Linked DNA regions of Homo sapiens: region 2 is linked to region 1. The links are chromatin loops, found by intact Hi-C in ENCODE. Cell type or tissue: sigmoid colon. All regions are shown on one strand.

Region 1 (5,000 bases):
ATCTCTGCTGCCTGGGCTCCAGCTATATCAGCATTCAGGATTAGCAGTGCTAACTGTTGTTCAGATGTTCTGGATTCTTTTAAGTGTTAAGGGTTTTTTTAAACTTTTATTTTTGTCATGGCAAAAAAATATATATATATATATAAAACACAAAATTTACAATTTTACACATTTTCAAGCGTACAGTTCAGTGGCATGAAGTACATTCAGAGCATTGTTTAACCATCACCATCCATCCACTGAACCTTTTCATCTTCCCCAGGGAAACTCTATCCCTATTAAACACTAGTTCCTCAGCCCCCTCTCTGGCACCTCTGGTTTCCCAGGCCCTGGTAGCCTCTATCCTTCTTTCTGTCTCTATGACTTTGACTACTCTAAGTACCTCATAGAAATGGAATCATACAGTATGTGCCCTTTGGTGAATGGTTTATTTCATTTGATACAATGTTTTCAAGGTGCATCCATGTTGTAGTATGTATCAGAACTTTTTAAAATCAGCCAGGCGTGGTTGCACATGCCTGTGGTCCCAGCCACCCGGGAGGCTGAGGTGGGAGGATCGCTGGAGCCCAGGAGTTGGAGGCTGCAGTGAACTATGATTGTACCACTGTACTCCAGCCTGGGTGACAGAGAAAGATCCTGTCTCAAAAATAAATAAATTCAGAATACTGTGCAGCCACCACCACTGTTCATCTCCATCTCTTTTTATTGTGTGAAACTCTGTACCCATTAAACAATAACTCCCTATTGTCCCTCCCCCAGCCCCTGGGAACTTCCATTCTGCTTCTGGTCTCTCTGACTTTGACTCCTCTATGTACCTCATAGAGTGGAATCACACGGTATCTGTCTTTTTCCACTGGCTTATTCTACTTAGCAAAATGTCCTCCAAGGGCACCCTTGATGACATCCATGTTGTAGCATGTCCGAATTTCCTTTCCTTTGAAGGCTGAGTGATAGTTCATTTTATCTGGTACCACATCCATTCTCAGGGGAATCCTGTTACGGGATTGTCTGTCAGTTCTGTCAGTGGACGCTTGGGTGGCTTCCATCTTTTAGCTGTTATTAATCTGCTGTGAACATAGGTGTACAAGCATCCCTTCAAGACCCTGCTTTTATCCTTTTGGGTATAAACCCAGAAGTGGAATTGCTAGATCATATGGTAATTGTATGATAGTTTTTCGAGGAACTATTTTCAGTAACAGCTATACCATTTGACATTTCCACTAACAGTGCACAAAGGTTCCAGTTTTTCCACATCTGTGCCAACAGAAGATTTCCTTTCTGGGTTTTTTTGTTTGTGTGTGTGTGTGTGTGTGTGTGTGTTTTGAGACGGAGTTTTGCTCTTTTGCCCAGGCTGGAGTGCAATGACACGATCTTGGCTCACTGTAACCTCTACCCTCTAGGTTCAAGCAATTCTCCTGCCTCCCGAGTAGCTGGGATTACAGGCGTCTGCCACCACGGCCAGCTAATTTTTGTATTTTTAGTAGAGACGGGGTTTCACCATGTTGGTCAGGCTGATCTCGAACTCCTGACCTCAAGTGATCCACCCGCCTCGGCCTCCCAAAGTGCTGGGATTACAGGCGTGAGCCACCGTGCGCCACCGCGTTCAGCCATCCTTTCTGGTTTTTGATGGTAGCCATCCTCTCAGGTGTGAAGTGGTATCCTGTGGTTTTGCTTTACATTTTCCTAATTGAGTAGTGATATTGAGCGGCTTTTCATGTGCTTATTGGCTGTTTCTATGTCTTCCTTGAAGAAGTATTTATTGAAGTCTTCTGCCAATGTTTGAATCAGCTCGTTTTTTTCATTGTTGAGTTTTAGGAATTTTCTGCATAATCCAGATATTAATCCCTTATCAGATATATGATCTGTTGATAGTGCCTTTGGATGCACGAAAGTTTTAAAATTTGTCTTGTTTTTCATTTGTTGCCTGTGCCTTTAGTGAAATACCCAAGAAATCACTGCCAAATCCAGTGTTGTGAAACCTTTTCCTTAAGTTTCCTACTAAGAGTTTTCTGGTTTTCGCTTTCACATTTAGAACTTTGGTCCATTTAGAGTTGATTTTTTTTCTTTTTTCCTGAGATTGTGTCTCACTCTGTCGCCAGGCTGGAGTGCAGTGGCATGATCTCAGCTCACCGCAACCTCTGCCTCCCGGGTTCAAGCAATTCTCCTGCCTCAGCCTCCCAAGTAGCTGGGACTACAGGCTTGCACCACCATGCCCAGCTAATTATTTTATTTTATTTTTAGTAGAGACGAGATTTCACCATGTTGGCCAGGATGGTCTCGATCCCTTGACCTCATGATCCGCCCGCCTCGGCCTCCCAAAGTGCTGGGATAGAGTTGATTTTTGTGAGGCAAGGCAGGGCTCCACCTTCTTTTTCTGGTATGTGCATATCCAGTTTTCCCAGCAGACGTTGTTGAAAACTGCTTTCCCCTTTGAATGGTCTTGGCCCCCTTGTGGAGAGTCACTGCAGCATAAGAGTTAGCCTTCATCTCTGGGCTCTCCTCTCCTGTGACTCCCGTAATGTTTTACTCATCCACTTCATGGTGGACCACCCTCTGGCTCTGTCCACTCTGCCACTTTTTTCCTCTGCTCCTCACAGGATCATTTCCATTGTAAGTGTCTCCAGCTTGCTGATTCTTTATTCTGCCTGCTCAGATCTGCCGGTGAACCCCTCTAGTGAATTTGTAAGTGTCAGTTATTATTTTCAGCTCTTCTAGTTCCATTTGATCACCTTCATAATTCCTATCTGTTGATATCCTCATTGTGTTCCTCTGTGATTTTCCTGACTTCCTGTAGTTCTGTGTCCATGGCTTCCTTCAGTTCTTCGAGCACATTTAAGACAGTCGGTTTAAAGCCTTTGTTTACTAAGTCCAATGTCTAGGCTTCCTTGGGCATGTTTTTGTCAGTTAAATATTTTCCTTTGAATGAGTCATACCTTCCTGTTTTATTTGCTTTAGATTTTAGGTCACTAAATTTTTCTTTGTGTCTAAACTGCTGTTAAACCTATCCATTCAGTTTTTAATTTGGGTTATTGTGTTTTTCAGTTGAATTTTTTTTTAACCGTATCTCCTGTATCTTTAAAAAAAAAAAAAAGTTTCTGACTCTTTACCAAAATTCTCTATCTTGTATCTCCTTCACATAATATTTTTTAGTTTTTGTTTGCTCTTTGTCCTAGTTTTTCTTTATATTGCCTTGTCTTTTCTTGTGACTTTTTAAATATTCTGTGTAGGACATTGTAGTTGAAATTGTATTTGCAAAAAGAATTTGAGGTCTAGTAATAGGTTTCTCATTATTGTTTAATTTGCCTTAGAGCAAATTAAACAATTTTCATATTCTTATATTTTCATATTCTTATCAGCCGTCTTTTAAAAAGTGCCTGGTCAAGGATAGTGACCATTTAAAAGTTGATTTGTTTAACTTTTTATTATTGATTTGTGGGAGTTCATCATATATCTTTTGTCATATACAAGGGGGCTTCCAAAAGTTCACAGAAAAATGGAATTAAAAGATAAAAGTAAGAAATATATGGCTGGCCATGGTAGCTCACACCTGTAATCCCAGCACTTAGGGAGGCTGAGGCAGGTGGATTGATTGAGTCCAGGAGTTCAAGACCAGCCTTTGCAATATGGCAAAACCTCATCTCTACAAAAAATATAAAAATTAGCTGGGCTGCTGGGTGCAGTGGCTCACGCTTGTAATCCCAGCACTTTGGGAGGCTGAGGCGGGTGGATCACCTGAGGTCAGGAGTTCAAGACTAGCCTGGCCAACATGGTGAAACCCTGTCTCTACTAAAAGTACAAAAAAAAAAAAAAAATTAGCCCAGCATGGTGGTGGGCTTCTGTAATCCCAGCTACTCAGGAGGCTGAGGCAGGAGAATCGCTTGAACCTGGGAGGCAGAGGTTGCAGTGAGCCGAGATTGTGCCATTGCACTCCAGCCTGGGCGACAAGAGCAAAAGTCCGTCTCAAATAAAAATAAAAAAACAGCTGGGCATGGTGGTGCATACCTATAGTTACAGCTACTAAGGAGGCTGAGGTGAGAGGATCGCTTGAGCCCAGGAGGTCAAGGCTGCAGTGAGCCGAGATAGTGCCACTGCACTCCAGCCTGGCGACAGAGCAAGACCCTGTCTGAAAAAAAAAAAACAGCTGGGCATGGTGGCACATACCTATAGTTACAGCTACTAAAGAAGAAATACACGCTTTTTTCTTAACACAAGCACCATCAAGTTCAAGACACTTATAAGCAATGATGCCAGCCATTTATAAGCAATGATGCCAGCCATTTATAAGCAATGATGCCAGCCATTTAGTCCCTCCCTAAAGACCTAATGGTCCTGGGAATTTAACCATGGCCATGGAGTCTTTTTTACATTATTAATTGACAAAAAATGGGTGCCCTTTACAGATGTTTCAAAATTAGGAAGCAAAAAGAAGTCAGAGGGAGCCAAATCAGGACTGTAGGGTAGATGCCTGATGATTTCCCATGGAAACTCTTGCAAAATCACCCTTCTTTGGTGAGAGGAACGAGCAGGAGCATTGTCGTGATGGAGATGGACTCTCTGGGGAGGCTTTCCCGGGGGGGGTTTTGCTGAAGCTTTGGCTAACATTCCCTAAACATTCTCATACTAAGCAGATGTTACATTCCTTGTTACCCCTCCAGAAAGTCAGCAAGCAGAATGCCTTAAGCATCCCAAAAGCTGTTGCCACAATGTGCTCTTGACTGGCCCACTTTTGCTCTGATGGGACCACTTCCAGCCCTCAGCACCATTGCCTTGACTGCACTTGGTCTTCAGGACCATACCAGGAAAGCCACGTTTCATGTCGCTATAGTTCAAAGAGAGCTTCAGGATCTCCATCCCACTTGTTCAAAGTTACCACTGACAGCTCTGCTCTTCTCTGCGCCTGATGTGGGCGCAATGGGTTTGGCACCCATTGAGTGGAAAGTCTGCTCAACTTTCATTTTTCTGTCAGAATTGTGTAAGCTCAACCTACTGAGCTGTCTGTG
Region 2 (5,000 bases), 130 kb after region 1:
CACTGAGAAAATGGATTAAACAGAATGAATAGAACTTCAGGATCCTGGGAGACAACACCAGAAAATCACGTATTTTTTGACACTAGAGTCTCAGAGGGAAAAGAGAAATTGGTGCAGACACAAAAAAAGTTTTTAGAAATAACTGCTGAAAACTTCTTAAATTTGACAAACAATATAAATACACATTCAAGAAACTCAGCAAAATCCAAAGAAGATGCTCAGCATATCATAATCGAACTGCTGAAAACCAAAGATTGAAAGAATCCTGAAAGTAGCCAGAAAAAAACCCAACACATTCGGTATAGGGAAGAACAATTTGAAATACGGGTTATCTCAGACATATAATAAAAAATCATGTAGGCCAGGATGCAGTGGAACAATACCTTTAAAGCACTCATAGGAAAGAATCATCCATCCAAAATTCTATACCCAGTGCCAATATTCTTCAGGAATATGGACTTCCTGAAGAATCCTAAAATATGTCCACAAATTAATTGGAGATCCTCTCTTCAGAAGCTGGGGCCTAATTCCCCTCCCCTTGAGTGTGAGCCAGAATTAGGACTGACTTTTAATGAATAGACTATATCAGAAGTGACATTTCATGATTCTGAAATTTTAGTTATTATGGTGAACACCAGTCCCCTGACAACATGGTTCAAATTTGAGTTACCAGAATATATTAACTGTAATTGCATGAAGTTCAAACTTTCTGCTAGCTCCCCAGTCCACAAATCACTACATAATAACACAGGTACATCATGATCAGTGACCAATCATGCCTCTTCTTTCCAAAACCTACGGGTGATTGGTCACTGTGCATCTGTGTTCATTTCACGCACAGACAGCAAAGTGTGAATTGTGTGGCCTCCTTGTCTTCCAGTGATAAACCCACATGGCATTTTTACACAAATGGATATTCAAAAGAGAAAACTGACAAATAAAGATAGAAATGCAGCAAAGAAACTCAAACTGAAAACACTGAACGTGAATGCAAATCAAACATAAATGGGGTCACTGAAGAAACAGACTATGGGGATGCTGGCACTGCTGCCGAGAAGGTGAATTCCTCAAATAAATGAAGAAAGCGGTTGTGATGAAAAGGATGAAGATGTTCCAGAGGAAGGAACGTCAGCAAAAACCTTCACGTTAAAGGGACTTGGAGATATTTCATGACATTGAAAGCAAAAAGGATAAAATATTGGAAGCTGATCCAAACTTAGAAGGGGCATGACAAGTTTTTGAACACAGAAAAGGTGCTCCCTCTATATCATAAGGTACATGACTTTTGAAGAAGGCAAGCACTGTTTAAATGTCTGTTGATGGTTTTTTTAGGAAGACATCAAGCACTTTAATTCCCTGTGTTGCTAATGTTTTAAATTACAGTGTACAAAAATATTTACTTTATTGTTTCCTTATACATTTCTAACAGTACAAGATTATCAATGTTTTGACAATTTTCAAAAGACAGGAAAAAAATCACAATTTTACCCATTAATGATTATGAACAGCACATGGCAGTTTCAGGTTGGAAGGTCATTTTTACAGTTCTGAACTGCTGTGCAGTGAGGACTGTCTGTTTTATGTTGGGAGACTCTGTGTTCTGCTAAAATTCCCTGAAGAATGTTTCTTTTTTTTCTGTTTTGTCAGGCAATCAGCCTCGTTAGCCTTAGTCTGCAGGTCCTGCGTTGCCTTCTGTTTGGTGGTGGTGGTCCGAGTGTCAGTTCAGAGTGTGGCTGTGTTGCCTGGGCTCTGTCTCTTGTATGTGCAGCTCTGGGCTGAGCACGGAATTCAGCTCATGTACAGAATTAGAGAATCCTCTTTTCAGGTCTTTGCTCTTCAGGATTTCCCCCCAGACTCCCTGGCACCCAGGGGGCCCCTTTTCCTCATCCTCTGGCTTAGAAAGATGGGCTTTCTCTCTGATGATTACCTGCCTACACTGCCTGCTCATTTTGCCAAAAGGAACGCCCCTCAGGCAGAAAGCAGAGAGAGAAAAAAAGATGGATTATTTCCACATTCTTCAGACCATAGGGTCATTTTTTCCTGCTCCTCTGGCTGGAAAGACAGGTTTTCTCTCAGGGGAATTTTTTTGTTTGTTTTTGTTTTTGTTTTTTGAGACGGAGTTTTGCTCTTGCTGTCCAGGCTGGAGTGCAATGGCGCGATCTCGGCTCACTGCAACCTCCACCTCCCAGGTTCAAGCGATTCTCCTGCCTCAGCCTCCCGAGTAGCTGGAATTATAGGCATGCACCACCACGCCCAGCTAATTTTGTGTTTTTAGTAGAGACAGGGTTTCTCCATGTTGGTCAGGCTGGTCTTGAACTCCTGACTTCAGGTGATCCACCCGTCTTGGCCTCCCAAAGTGCTGGGATGACAGGCGTGAGCCACCGTGTCCAGCCTGACTAGGGTCATCTTTAGGTCAGGACTGAGAGAGAAAAAGTTTAAAAAAGGAAAAAAGCAAGGGATTATAGCCACACTTTCTAGCTTGCCGGGCCCCCATTTACCAGAATGTTTTAAGAAAGTTCCAGACTGTTTTCCCATCAGCTGTGTATGAGGGTTCCAGTTCTTCCACATCCTTCTCAGCAAACAAGTTAACCATATTTGGCACAGGATTTCTAGACCTGTAGGTTACGGAAATGTCACAGTATGTTTTGAGGCCAGTAAGGAGTTCTGCTTTTTTTTTTTTTTCCTGAGACGGAGTTTCGCTCTTGTTGCCCAGGCTGGAGTGCAATGGTGCGATCTCGGCTCACCGCAACCTCCGCCTCCCAGGTTCAAGGGATTCTTCTGCCTCAGCCTCCCTAGTAGCTGGGATTACAGGCATGTGCCACCACGCCTAGCTGATTTTGTATTTTTAGTAGAGACAGGGTTTCTCCATGTTTGTCAGGCTGGTCTTGAACTCCCGACCTCAGGTGATCCACCCGCCTCGGCCTCCCAAAGTGCTGGGATTACAGGAATGAGCCACTGCACCCGGCCAGTTCTGCATTTCTTAAGAGAATCTTTGTGAGAAGATGTAGATATTGGCTTCATAATAATAAAGTGAATTTGTGGTATTAAATAAATGGAAAAAAAGACAAACGGTACAAATTAAAAGTTCTTGAGATGTTTGGGCTGACCATGAAGGGATCCATTATCTGAAGAGTGGCTTAAGATTTAGAAGGCATAGCTCTACAGTCTCTTTGTCTTCTAAGGGCAGGGCATCTTCTATCTTCTAGGACAGGGTACAGTAAGTCTTACCAAACATGTAAGACATGTTATTTGGGGATATTCAGCATTCCTTTTCCCTTCCTAAAGGTACTCAGGTTTCTTTCTCAGAAATTGTATATATTCATCCCTGAAAGGTCTGAGAAAAAATAAAAAAAAATTGTGTATAGTTTTGGTGAGATCGTCAATCCAGGAACCTGTTTCCCCATATTAAAGTCAAAGGAACTATACTGTTTTCACTGCCAGGCTGGGGACTCTTAGTACCTAAGTTTGGTCCATTCTACTCTTTTTCATGACTTTGAATCTTGAGCAAATGACTACAGTAAGAGTGGGGTTCATTCATGTCATCAACAGCATCCCAGCTGTATTGTTAAAAGTACCTGTCATTCTTAGTTCCCACCCAGTCTTAATCCTGGTTCTCCAACTTTCATAAAAATCGTTGTTTTTTTTTTTTTTTTTTTTTTTTGAGACAAGGCCTCACTCTGTTGCCCAGGCTGGAGTGCAAGTGGTGTAATCTGGGCTCACTCCAACCTCCACCACCTTGGCTCAAGTAGTCTTCCCACCTCAGCCTCCTGAGAAGATGGGACTACAGGTGCACACCTCACCTGGCTAATTTTTGGATTTTTTGTAGACAATGGGTTTCATCATGTTGCCTCAAGAAAAATAACATCATGGTAATACTAAGTCTTTTATCAGTGACATGTAACTGATTTTAAAATATTATATAGTGCTTCCTAGTTTAACCAAACTGGAGGCATGTTTTATATGATGGGCTGATGTCTCATGAATAACTGTGCCAAAATCCTCACTTCTGAGTGCACTGATGCAGTAGATGGATGTCTCAGATCCCTCAGCTCCCAGATTGGGCCAACTCTCCTTATACCACCACACCTGGGACCTGGGAGGAATGGGGAAGGGGACTTTATAGGGCAGAGCTTTCCCAGACTCTTGTTCCACCCTAAGGATAAAGTATTACAGTAACTTTCTTCCTGCCTTCCAGAGGCACTTTCATTCTTCCTGGAGCTCTCGTCAACCCTGACCTCTTCCTTTGTCAGCAAGGTCAAACGCCTGAGCCACAAGTCTTAGCTGTTTCCAGAAGGGTGATTGTGTGCTCCCACCTATATCTGAGGTCCTAGACTCCTCAGAGGAAGTCAGCTTCATGTGATCTAGGTTACTCAAGCCTGGGGCTAGTGTTTTCATATTCTGGTATGAGAGACTTGCTTCCTCTGGAAAGATCTTTATGGTTTACACAAATGTAACAGACCACTTAACAATAGCTAGTCTCTAAAATGTACATCTTAAAATGGCTTTATACTTACGGGAATTCCTAATTAAAAAAAAAACTCACTTGATTTATATCACATTGTAAAATATAGTTTACTTCAAAAGATGATCCTGAAGATCCCATCACAGAGTGTTTAAGGGATGATTATAAACTTTTAGCCCTTAAGAGAGAATATATATACTCAACTGAGTACTGTCTTTCAAAGCAGTCCCTGTCAGTTTGTCCATTGATTCCATAGCAGCTCTCACTGCCCACCCTGCTTGAGAAGCCTCTTGGAGTTGCCTAGAGAGTCTATAGCACTCATCTGAAGGCCCTCCATGAGAACAACTCTTCTCTTCCACATAGATATTTTTGCATCAGCCCAAAGCTATTTGGACACAAGTTTGGTGAACACGGTAAGAAAAAAACAAACCAAGCAACAAAAACAAAAAGCAGGCAGTGCTGTGTTAGACTGAAAGTAAAAGATAAAAACTCTAAGAACCTATGAAGCGCCAGGGCAGTGCTGGTTGCTTTCACCCAT

What was found. Peaks named below come from ENCODE experiments on the same cell type or tissue, not always from the same donor. Only the 100,000 strongest peaks of a DNase experiment are listed, where the experiment ranks them.
Region 2: it touches region 1 in a loop (2.5-fold over the local background); 7 of 110 quality-filtered maps call a loop at or near these places.

The regions. Positions count from the first base shown.
Region 1 is chr9:93,310,321-93,315,320 of GRCh38, forward strand. The region is part of intron 28 of WNK2 (WNK lysine deficient protein kinase 2); the gene reads left to right. Among named protein-coding and RNA genes, the nearest start is that of WNK2, 130 kb to the left of the region's middle. In sigmoid colon, a CTCF peak has its summit at 2,435 (motif pointing left); no DNase peak of the experiment used is centred here; H3K27ac peaks cover 420 bases.
Region 2 is chr9:93,441,947-93,446,946 of GRCh38, forward strand. FAM120AOS (family with sequence similarity 120 member A opposite strand) reads right to left here. Exons shown (of 3, transcript NM_198841.4): 3 at 1,386-5,000. Among named protein-coding and RNA genes, the nearest start is that of FAM120A, 7.2 kb to the right of the region's middle. In sigmoid colon, no CTCF peak of the experiment used is centred here; no DNase peak of the experiment used is centred here.